4 separate regions of the Mus musculus genome follow, and all the other regions are linked to region 3. A link is a loop called in an ENCODE intact Hi-C map of the cell type or tissue named here. Cell type or tissue: heart. All regions are shown on one strand.

What was found. Peaks named below come from ENCODE experiments on the same cell type or tissue, not always from the same donor. Only the 100,000 strongest peaks of a DNase experiment are listed, where the experiment ranks them.
Region 1: it touches region 3 in a loop (3-fold over the local background); 12 of 42 quality-filtered maps call a loop at or near these places.
Region 2: it touches region 3 in a loop (5-fold over the local background); 7 of 42 quality-filtered maps call a loop at or near these places.
Region 4: a loop joins it to region 3, with 10 times the contacts of the local background. A loop is called at or near these places in 2 of 42 quality-filtered maps.

Annotation. Positions count from the first base shown.
Region 1 is chr1:58,295,122-58,297,621 of GRCm38, forward strand. Aox2 (aldehyde oxidase 2) reads left to right here. Exons shown (of 36, transcript NM_001008419.2): 10 at 742-834. All of the region lies in intron 2 of Gm15759 (a long non-coding RNA gene), which reads right to left. Among named protein-coding and RNA genes, the nearest start is that of Aox2, 18 kb to the left of the region's middle. In heart, a CTCF peak has its summit at 1,408 (motif pointing left); a DNase peak (open chromatin) is centred at 1,400.
Region 2 is chr1:57,405,210-57,407,709 of GRCm38, forward strand. It overlaps Tyw5 (tRNA-yW synthesizing protein 5), which reads right to left and starts at 1,465. Exons shown (of 8, transcript NM_001037742.2): 1 at 1,175-1,465. The coding sequence starts at 1,252. Maip1 (matrix AAA peptidase interacting protein 1) reads left to right here and starts at 1,057. Exons shown (of 5, transcript NM_001081181.3): 1 at 1,057-2,013. The coding sequence starts at 1,564. In heart, no CTCF peak of the experiment used is centred here; DNase peaks (open chromatin) are centred at 1,272 and 1,552; H3K4me3 peaks cover 2,454 bases; H3K27ac peaks cover 1,906 bases.
Region 3 is chr1:58,392,643-58,395,142 of GRCm38, forward strand. It overlaps Bzw1 (basic leucine zipper and W2 domains 1), which reads left to right and starts at 256. Exons shown (of 12, transcript NM_025824.4): 1 at 256-574; 2 at 1,560-1,633. The coding sequence starts at 1,570. In heart, a CTCF peak has its summit at 1,420; DNase peaks (open chromatin) are centred at 159, 449 and 1,009; H3K4me3 peaks cover 1,951 bases; H3K27ac peaks cover 1,508 bases.
Region 4 is chr1:58,443,718-58,446,217 of GRCm38, forward strand. Ppil3 (peptidylprolyl isomerase (cyclophilin)-like 3) reads right to left here and starts at 1,769. Exons shown (of 7, transcript NM_001285827.1): 1 at 1,429-1,769; 2 at 872-922. The coding sequence starts at 874. It overlaps Nif3l1 (Ngg1 interacting factor 3-like 1 (S. pombe)), which reads left to right and starts at 1,434. Exons shown (of 7, transcript NM_022988.3): 1 at 1,434-1,917. In heart, a CTCF peak has its summit at 1,537; a DNase peak (open chromatin) is centred at 1,734; H3K4me3 peaks cover 1,852 bases; H3K27ac peaks cover 1,554 bases.

The DNA.
Region 1 (2,500 bases), 98 kb before region 3:
CATGGGTTCTACTCCATTATATGAGCACGGAAAGATTTGCCCCTCCAGTCTGTTAAAATAGCTCCAGCTATTTCCAGGGCCCCCAGGTTTTATAAATGTCTTTTTATTTCCATGCTGTGGATCAAACCTAGAGCCTCACACATGATCAGCAGGTGCTTGACACCGAGTCATATGAACATTCTCTATTTTGGTTTGGTTTGGTTTTTTGGGGTGTTTTGTGTGTGTGTGTGTGTTTTGTTTTTGTTTGTTGTTTTGGTTTGGTCTTTTGTTGTTTGTTGTTGTTGTTGTTTTGCTTATTTTGAGGCAGTCAAAAAAGTGTTGTCACTTTGACCAGCCTGGAACTCACTATGCAGGCCAGTCTGGTCTTGAACTCACAGAGTTCAAATTCAGCTGGCTCTGCCCCTGAGTGCCGAGATCAAAGGCATGCACCACTACTCTCAGCCACAAACATTCTTAGAAGTATTTCCAGGTTCTTTGGCCAAGCACTGGCCAGTCTTATGTGTAAGGGAGTTTGAGGAGCCTCTCACGGTTTTATTTCCTATTGGTCTACATAGCAGGAGTACAAGTCAGGGAATGCATACATTGGGCAGAGGAGTATATATATATGGTCATTGCTTTCACTTCCATACATATTTATTATCAAAGTTTAAGCTTTGTGTCTGAATGTTTTTATGAGAAATGTTCAATGTAAAAGAAAGGGCATTTTTTTCTCTCTCTCTAAAATGTATTTTTTTCCTTCAGGACCAGCCATGAAGTCTCAAGGACACTTTTACCCTGTCCTCCTGTCTCCTGCTAGAATTCCTGATCTAAGAATGGTGACTAAAACCAGTGGAGGTAAGTTCCAGCCCTGCTAGGAAGTAGTGAATGGCTAACCTCGGCAGATCACCCTCAGGTACCTATCTTATTAGCTCCGGCCCATACTGCATTCTTTTTCTGAAGTGAAAGTGTGTCTCCTCTGCAAACCTCATGGCCAAAGTCAAGGTTGTAGCCAGAGACCCTCCATACTCTTTGGCCAAGCACTGGCCAGTCTTCCCGCTTTCTGACTTTTCTCTGATACCAAGTATCAGTAAAGTCAGTAATGAAAATAGGTTGTTCCATAGGAAAGGGTCACTTTTCCTCAGCCCTCCTGTCTCTGGGGCCCTTATATGAGGCACAATTCAAAATCCTCAACATAGCTTAATCTTTCCCCTATAGATGAAGAACCTGCGGTGCAAAAAGAAAATGTGCTCGCCCAAGGGCATCAGGTTACAAGGTCACCAGCTCACAGTTCAGAAGCCCCACTGCCTTTTCACATTAACTGCCCAGCTTGGTCCCTCCGCCAAAGGAAGCCAGCCAGGCTCTGAAGTCTGTGCAACTTGTGGCCAATGACTCGCTTAAAGCTAAGGCGTGAGCACCCTCTAGTGGTCCTCAGGAAACTTCCTGTGGCCAGCAGTGTGAGCACCACTGGGGTGTCTGGAACCAGCTGTGCTCACGGCAGCACCCTCAGGAGTCATATATCTCTACAACAGTCCCACCTTTGATGTAAAGGTCTCTTTAAACTACACGTTCATTCATATATCCACAGTTGGCTCAGCCTAATTTTCTTTTAAAGGCATTAATATGAAGTGTCCCAAAGTCACTGCTGATGGGCCCATGAGGCATAGAGTCAAAGTTTAAAACCATATAGAAACACTGAGGAGGTAATGTGAACAATGGAAGCACCACAACAAAGGCCCAGATGGCCTGTCTGGCCTCGGTCAGAGTATGAACTCCCGTGAGGACAGAGCTATATAGAACAGGGAGCTGGCATTTTGGAGCCCCGCTAGAGGGTTGAGCTGCATGGGGTTGTTTTGTTGTTGTTGTTGTTGTTGCTGCTGCTGCTGCTGCTGCTGCTGCTGTCTGTGTCAAAACCAGAAGCAGGATCAGGGTATGGTGGCTCCTGCCCTCATGCCTGGAATCCCAACAACGTGGAAGGATGGAGAGGGAGGATCAGAATTCAAGGTCAGCCTTGGCAACAAGAGACTGACTGTCTCAAAAACAGAAAGCAACAAAAAGCCAAAAGAGGCAGTGATGATCCACTCTGGTCTCTGTATTTCTGGCTTAAATAACAGCAGTAAGATGTTTATACGATGTTGTGTCTGGTTTGTTTTTCCCTAAAGAGAGCCAGGGTCTTCTCGGGACAATGAATCATTTGACAGAGAACAAGGTTAGCTCTACTGGGCTCCTGCAGAGATACAGCAGGCATTTAGGGTTTGAGTATTTGTTGTTGGTTTTTTTTATTATTATTTCATGTGCATTGATGTTTTGCTGCGTATATGCCTGTGTGAGGGTACAAGATCCCCTGGAATTGGAGGTACAGACAGTTGTGAGCTACCACGTGGTTGCTGAAAATTCAACCCAGATTCTCTGGTAGAGCAGCCACTGCTCTTAACCACTGACATCTCTCCAGCCCTTGGGTTTGAGTTTTAGTTTGCGGTTGGGAAGATTATTTGGCTTGGTTTGGTTGGTTTGGTTTGGTTTG
Region 2 (2,500 bases), 990 kb before region 3:
GACTTGCTCTGTAGATCAGGTTGGCCTGGAACTCAGAGATCTGCCTGCCTCTGCCTCCTGAATGTTGGGATTAAAAGCATGTGCCACCACTGACCTGTAAAAAAAGACACATCTTAACCTCCTTGTGCAATGTTAGTGAACCATGGTTTTACCTGATCAAACTATAGTATTAGCCCAAAGCATCTCTCTTGAAACATGAACTACAACTTCTTAGTAAACTTAAACTCTGCCTTATATTGACTCAATTAGAAATTCTTCTAGGGTCATCAGTAATCCTGTCTTCTCAAAGGAACACTTCAGGCTGCTCCAGCAGCATAGCGTAGCTGTAGCTACAGATCCTATCTTACTACCACTAATATACTTCAGAGACTTTTTCCCTTAGAATAATCGCCAGAATCCTTACTCTGTTATTCTGATACTTGGACTTTCTTGAAAAGTCCTGAGAGCAAACTTATTTTCTTTTCTTAAATCTAACTGCTTTCTGCTACTTCTTTCTTTAAAAACTAAAGGGAGCCGGGCGGTGGTGGCGCACGCCTTTAGTCTCAGCACTTCGGAGGCTGAGGCAGGCGGATTTATGAGTTCGAGGCCAGCCTTGTCTACAGAGTGAGTTCCAGGACAGCAAGAGCTATACAGTGAAACCCTGTCTCGGAAAAAACAAAACAACAAAACAAAACTAAAGGGCTTAATCCTTAATTATGATTCTGGCTTAAATCAAGGAATGACTTGTACCAGAGGAAACCTACGAGACGATTTCCATTGGTTTCCCTGTTGCAATCCTTCATTAGACTGAAATATCGAGTTTCAAAAATCTAATATCTCGAAATACTCCAGGGGCTGTTAGGACCAAGCAAGAGAAGGGCGAGGGATCCTGAACTAGACTTTAGGAAAAACTCCATAGAAAGGGAGCACGTGAGGTCAGAAAGCCACACGCGCGACCTCTCAGTGAGCTTCGTGCCACCCAGCTTTCTCCGGTCATCCTGCTCCCCAAAAATGTGGGGCCGTTTCTCTCCGGGGCTTTGAATTCCCGAGCAGGGCTACAGGTCCCTTCCGCTCACTCCCTTGACAGCAGAGCGCCTTCTCTTCCCCCGAACAATCTCTGGGTTGCAGGAGAGCAGATGGGCCGCCAGAAGGTACCGGGGTGTCTCCCCTGCCTTTCCGCGGCGGGCCTCCTCACCTGTGGATAAAGATGCTCCATGAACTGCTCCCGGGAGACGCCCCGCAGCCGGGGTACCGGAAGACGCTGCTCAGCCATGGTGAAATTCACAGGCCTGGGAATTTGGACGAGTTCTTCCACGCGTGATTTCCCCTGGAAACACTACTCCGGAAGAAATGGTCCGCGTAGGTGACTGACCCCAGAGGGCGGCGGCTGGTTCGAAGTGCGCACGGCGGGGAGCCCGAGGGCTTCGGCCTGGGCTGAGGGCTAACACAGCCGAAATGAGAGGACTCACCCGAGGCGGCGGCAGCGAGGCGGCCTTGGCTCCACTTCTCCAACCCCGGCGAGCTGGTTTCCCTCCGGCCTGCTTTCAGTACTGCACAGGCATGCAGAGGTGAAAGGTCACAAACATGGCGCTGGCCGCCCGTCTCCTACCTCTGCCCCTGCTTTCCCGGCCGCTGCCCGGCCCGGTCACCCGACTCCGGACTCTCGGTAGCACCGAGGTGAGGCTGACGCTGACTGAAATTTGCTGCCTGTGCCGCCGTCGCCTGGGCTCAAGCGCGGCTCCGATCCCTCGCTACACTCGGGCCTGGACAAGCCCTGCGTTGCGTTCCTGGAGCTCCCGAAGATCCCTTCTCGGCCGGGTAGAACATCCTCCAGCCCTCGCTTCTTTACCCGCTAGTCCCAGCCGCAGCTACAGCACCGAGGAGCAGCCCCAGCAACGCCAGAGAACCAGAATGATCATTCTGGGATTTTCCAATCCCATCAACTGGGTCCGGACTCGAATTTACGCCTTCCTTATTTGGGCCTATTTCGACAAAGAGTTCAGTATCGCTGAGTTCTCTGAAGGGGCGAAGCAGGTTTGTTTGCTCCCCTAACTGACCTCTCTGCCTCGTGCATTCAGCGTTTCCGTGATCAAGTGTTTAGCCATGAAGTTTCTTCATTGCGACCCGTGGTATCCAACGATGGTAGTGACCTAGACACTGAATCTTTCGGCCACTTCAGGACTTTAATAAGCTTCTAAGTGTGTTCGCATGGTCGTCAGGGAGGAGGGGTTCATTCAAGAAACTAGGATGAAGGCCTAAGTTCAAAGCCTGTTTGTCAGTGCCACTCTAAAATTAGTTAATCCTTTGGGTATGATTTTTCCAGAATTAGAAGATTAGAGAAGACAGTGCCTGGCACACATAGTAGGCACTTCATAAGTATTTGTTAAGTAAATCGAATGGAGTAAGTTATGGTGAGGAATAAGATAACACTGCCAAAGTAATAACATATCATTTCAGGTACAAAGGCAGTTTCCTACCAGCTGTTTGACAGATCTGAATTGCCTTCTGCATTCTCTACCTA
Region 3 (2,500 bases):
CCTTGCAAGGCGTGGTGACAGGCCGAGGTCAGACTTGCCCTCAGCACACCGCATCGCAGAGCAGGGAGGCCGGGCTGCAGTCCTCACCCAGGCAGAACCCTACAGACGCCCCGGCCTCTGCGCCCGCCGCCCAGCATTCCCCCTACCCCCGGGCTCCAGCTTCCGGAGGAGGGGTCTGGGCTGGACCGGGACGGACTGGTCCAACTCGCGGCCGTTGAGGGGCCGCTTCCCACTCCCATCCCCGCCCGGAGAGGGGGAGGCCGGCCGCTGCGGCGGAGGAAGGGGGACGGGCTACCCTGGTACAAGAGTCAGGGCAGCCTGGGGCTTTAGGGTGGGACAGAGACGCCTACCACCGCGGTGTTAGCCGGTGCCCCCGAGCTGCAACCCCGCGGCCTTCGGCAGGGGGGAGTGCGAACTGGCGCAGGGTAGAAATCTCGCGATAGCAGGCCTCCGGGGCGGGGGTGGCGCCTCTTCCTCCCCTCCTGCTCGCGTTAGTTCCGGTCGCAGAGGAGACAGCGCCGCAGTTGCCGCCAGCTCGGGGATTTCTGGCTCTTTTCTCTTCGCCTTAAATTCGGTGAGGCGAGCGCGGCGCAGCGCCGGGGAAGAGCGGCGCGCCGTGGCCCGGAGGAGGAGGAGGGTGGCGGCGCGGTTCGGAGGGGCCGGCGGGACCCGGGGCCTGGATCCGTGGCCCGGGCCGCCGCTCTGGAGGGCGGGCGAGGCCGCGGGGCGCCGGGGTGGCGGCGCGCCCCCGTGTGCGCCCCGGCCGGCCTGGGTAACAAAGCCGCCGCGGCCTCTGTTGGGTGATGTACGCGTGGGGAGTTCGGCGGGCGGGGCGCAGCCGCCGCCACCACCGCCGCGGCCGCCGCCTCCGCCGCTGCTTTCGCGGGAGGGCGGGCGGATGTACGGGGCGGCGGGGGCCCCGGCGCGCAGCGCCTCGGCGCCTGTGGTCCGCTCGGCGCGGCGGCCACCACCGCAGGCGACAGGGTCGGTGGAGAAGGGCCTGCGGCGCTCCGGGGCCCGCCGCCCGAGCCCCGAGAGGCGGGAGGCACGGGAAAGGGTGTGGATGTGGAGACACGTGCCCGGGGAGGAGGAGGCGGCTGGGGCTGTAGCGTTTGCGGCCAGCTCTCAGTTTTGCATCTTGGAAGGGTGCAAGCGGGCTCTGCGGCTCTCGGCGCCACTTTGGAATGAGGGCAGCGCTGATGCGGTTCAGGGCCTTTGACAGATAGCTCGTGACCGCGACAGTCCTCTAAGTTCGGGTTACTTAGAAAAAGTGGGAGATGCAAAGAACGGTGTAGGAGAGACTGAGTAGTTAGGTTTGTGGTAGGCCATTTGCCACCAGACAGGGTGATAGTAAAATGCTTTATCAAGGTGTAGTTCCAGCACTTACATCAAGGGGTTCCTGGAGAGGGAAACTTACCTGCACCCTCTCTATTGCCTGTTAACTGAAAGCGTCTTGGGCTTGCTTTAATTGTAATTTTGATTTAAGGTTTGATACTTGGTTTAAGAAGTTAATATTACTGGCACGGGTGTTTTTAAGGCCTTCTTTCTCCTTTTTCTAGGGTGTCTTTTATGAATAATCAAAAGCAGCAAAAACCAACGCTATCAGGCCAGCGTTTTAAAACCAGAAAAAGAGGTAACTATTTATTTGTAACTCACCCTCAAGCTTTCAGACATATCTTGGTTTCTCTCACAGTCAGGTAGCTGCATGTTACTAACCCGAAAATAATAGAAACTTGATTTTCTCTTTAACTTCTATTTCAGATTAACTGCTCCCTTAGTGTTTCTCTGCTTTCTCAAATTTCTTTCTTTCTTTTCTTTTCTTTTCTTTTTTTTTTTTTAGTGGCTAAAACCTGTGACTTTAAGCTCATAGTTTAAAGAAGAATTTGAACAAAGAGGGCTAATAGAAGGGGGGGGGCACTCCTAAAGTCCCTGATTTCACCTAGACTTTGTGGAGATATGTGAAAGTGACTCATTTATAGAGTGTCTCACATGGCATAGGTCTGGGAAAAGAGTGTGGGTAGAAATCAGATTTCAACTTAAAGAATTATAGAATGAGATTCACATTAATTTTTTTTTTTTTTAAGGTTTAGCAGAGTCTTAGATTGTAGCTCAGGATGGCCTCCAAATGCTAGGATTAAAGGCCTGAGCTCCTGGCAATCTGGGGATTGAATCTAGTACTCCTATCAGAGGCTCGCAGATCTCCTCTGAGTTTCAGGATAGCCAGGACTACACAAAGAAACCCTGTCTTTAAAAAACCAACACCAACAAAAGTTTTTTGTTTTTTTTTCGAGATTCTCTGTATAGCCCTGGATGTCCTGGAACTCACTTTGTAGACCAGGCTGTCCTTGAACTCAGAAATGAATTCTGCCTGCTTCTGCATCCCAAGTGCTGGGATTAAAGGTGTGCACTGCCACCACCACCCAGCAACAAAAAAAAGTTTAAATGGTATTCTTTGAAAACTGGCATTGGCCGGGCATGGTGGCATACATCTTTAATTCTT
Region 4 (2,500 bases), 51 kb after region 3:
CACAAGAGACAGCTATATCAGGGTCCTTTCAGCAAAATCTTGCTAGTGTATGCATGTGCCTGTCTTCTTACAACAGTGTCCCGCAGTGAGTGGGCCAGGGTGGAGGTGAGTGGGGTGCTTCAGTGGACACAGGAGCTACACTCCCTGCTATTCTACCTGTGCTGCTCATCTCTGCGGGGAAAGGGCACACTGTTTGCTCGTTTATTTCCTTTTGTGTCTTTTAATGAAAGGTCTGAGACTGCGACGGCCTATAGAGGCTGGGAGCAAGGTTACCTCCTGAGTGCTGGGACCACACCAGCAGGGTAACGTTGTAATGATCATGTCCACTTGTTTATTCTACTTTGTTCCCTCTATACTGGTACACACAGTCTCTCCCTCGCCACATCCCCTCCCTTCCCCTCTCCTTCCTTATCCTAGGAACGCACTCTGCCACTGAGCTACACACTCACTATCCTGTCTGACTTCCTCCAAAAAAATATTCATTAAAAATTAAAAAACAGCCAGTCGTGGAGGCACATGCCTTTAATCCTAGCACTTGGGAGGCAGAGACAGGCGGATTTCTGAGTTTGAGGCCAGCCTGGTCTACAGAGTGAGTTCCACGACAGCAAGGGCTACACAGAGAAACCCTGTCTCAAAAAACCAAAACACACACACACACACACACACACACACACACACACAAATTAAAAACCATGTAATGGGCGGCTGAGAGGGCAGGCTTGGCAGGTACCAGGACTTGTTGCTTTTGCAGCAGGGCCTGTTCAGTTCCCAGCACCCACATCTGCTTGTGTCTCCAGCTCCAGGGAACCCAAAGGGGTTAGAAACAAGCAACCAACCACCCAGTTAGAATAATTCTATGATACATACTCACCATTTTCCTTCTTGATGGTTCTAGGAAGCACTGTTTAATTTTTCAAATCTCCTACAAGAGAGAGGAATTAGTTCACTTTACCCTATCAAGTTCCCACCATACTTGTTCATCTTTATGGTAGATTTACAACGAAAAGCTTAGACTAGCATCCTCTAAATGAAAATCCTATCATAAAAGTGTTGATCCTACCCAATGCAACAAGCCACCCCAGTGCGCACTTACTTTACTCATTTTCTTCAAGGCTTTCTGCAAGGGAGGCATAGCCCCACCTCCAGGTCTAGTGCTCTAGATAGGCACTTGGAGCTCCCTTTACCCGGGACACCTACTTTACTTAAGACGTCTGTACAATACATTTCTATACTTCACACTTTTGTTTTGTTTTTTCCCAAACGCCACATCTTGCTAACTTATCAATCGTATTTAAAAGTCCCAGGAATACCATCTCCAGCCCGAGAGTTCACCACGAGGATCCCAAGAAATAAATTTGCACCAACGTGGGGCGCAGCAGGCGTTTGAGTGCACGGAGAAAAGGATAAAAGCCTTTCCCCCACACTCACCCACTGCGCTCAGCACCACTGCTGCGGGAACGGAAAAGCCTCAACTACAAGGGCCGGCATGCCTGCGGGTTCCAAAGGCGTGTCTGTGCGCCACAGAAGTGAAGCCCGGAGCCCTCCGCAGGGGACGCCCTACTCTCCCGTCAGTCTCTCCTCATCACACCGACTAGGACTCGGAGGACCACGCACCTCACCCCTCGGCCCCTGAGAGCTCTACCCACAACCTCACTAAGAAGCAGAACCCGCTGTCGCCCAGCAACTTCATACAGCGGCCTGGAGTGGGAAGCAGAACGCACAGGACCAATTCCGCCCAACTTCACACAGCGGCCTGGAGTCGGAAGCAGAACGCACAGGACAACTTCCGCCCAACTTCACACAGCGGCCTGGAGTCGGAAGCAGAACGCACAGGACCACTTCTGCCCAACTCTTTCCACAAAGCCAGGAGCTTCAGAGCAGAGCGGAAGTGATACACTGAAAGAGCTTCTGCGACTGGTGAGTTGTGAACCACTGAAGGGCTCGCGGGGGCTGTCTGTTCTTCTCGCTGGAGGTGCACATCGGGCTGGCTGTGGTGACTGCAGAGGGCCGGGGGAACATGAATATAGAAGGAGAGGTTGCAGATGAAAACTGCCTTGCTGCAGGAGGGGTGAGGGTGCTGACTCCAGGAATAAAGGCTATGCCACGCGGCCCTTGATTATTCTGGAAAAGGTCTTGAGCCATGCGTAAATGAAAGAAAAACCACACGCAAGTGCAAAGAGAGCTCTCGTGTAATTGAAAAATAGCAAGTGGCTGTTCAGAGGGCTAAAGATCATGTAGATTGACAATGGATATTCCCATCTCTCCATTGTACGGCAGCTCCAGCCCATTCAAATAATGCTTTAAATGTGTCTGTACTGTGAGCACATTGTCCGAGAAAAACACCGGGACGTGGTCGTGTCATCTCACAATAGAAGTTTATTGTATAACAAGAAAGCCACAAGTTACATCAGTCTCGTTGGTAGCTTGTTACAGGATGTTTGGTCACACTGTGAACCCCCGAGATTGTGTTATTTACCGATGGTGGGTGGGAGGAACCTTT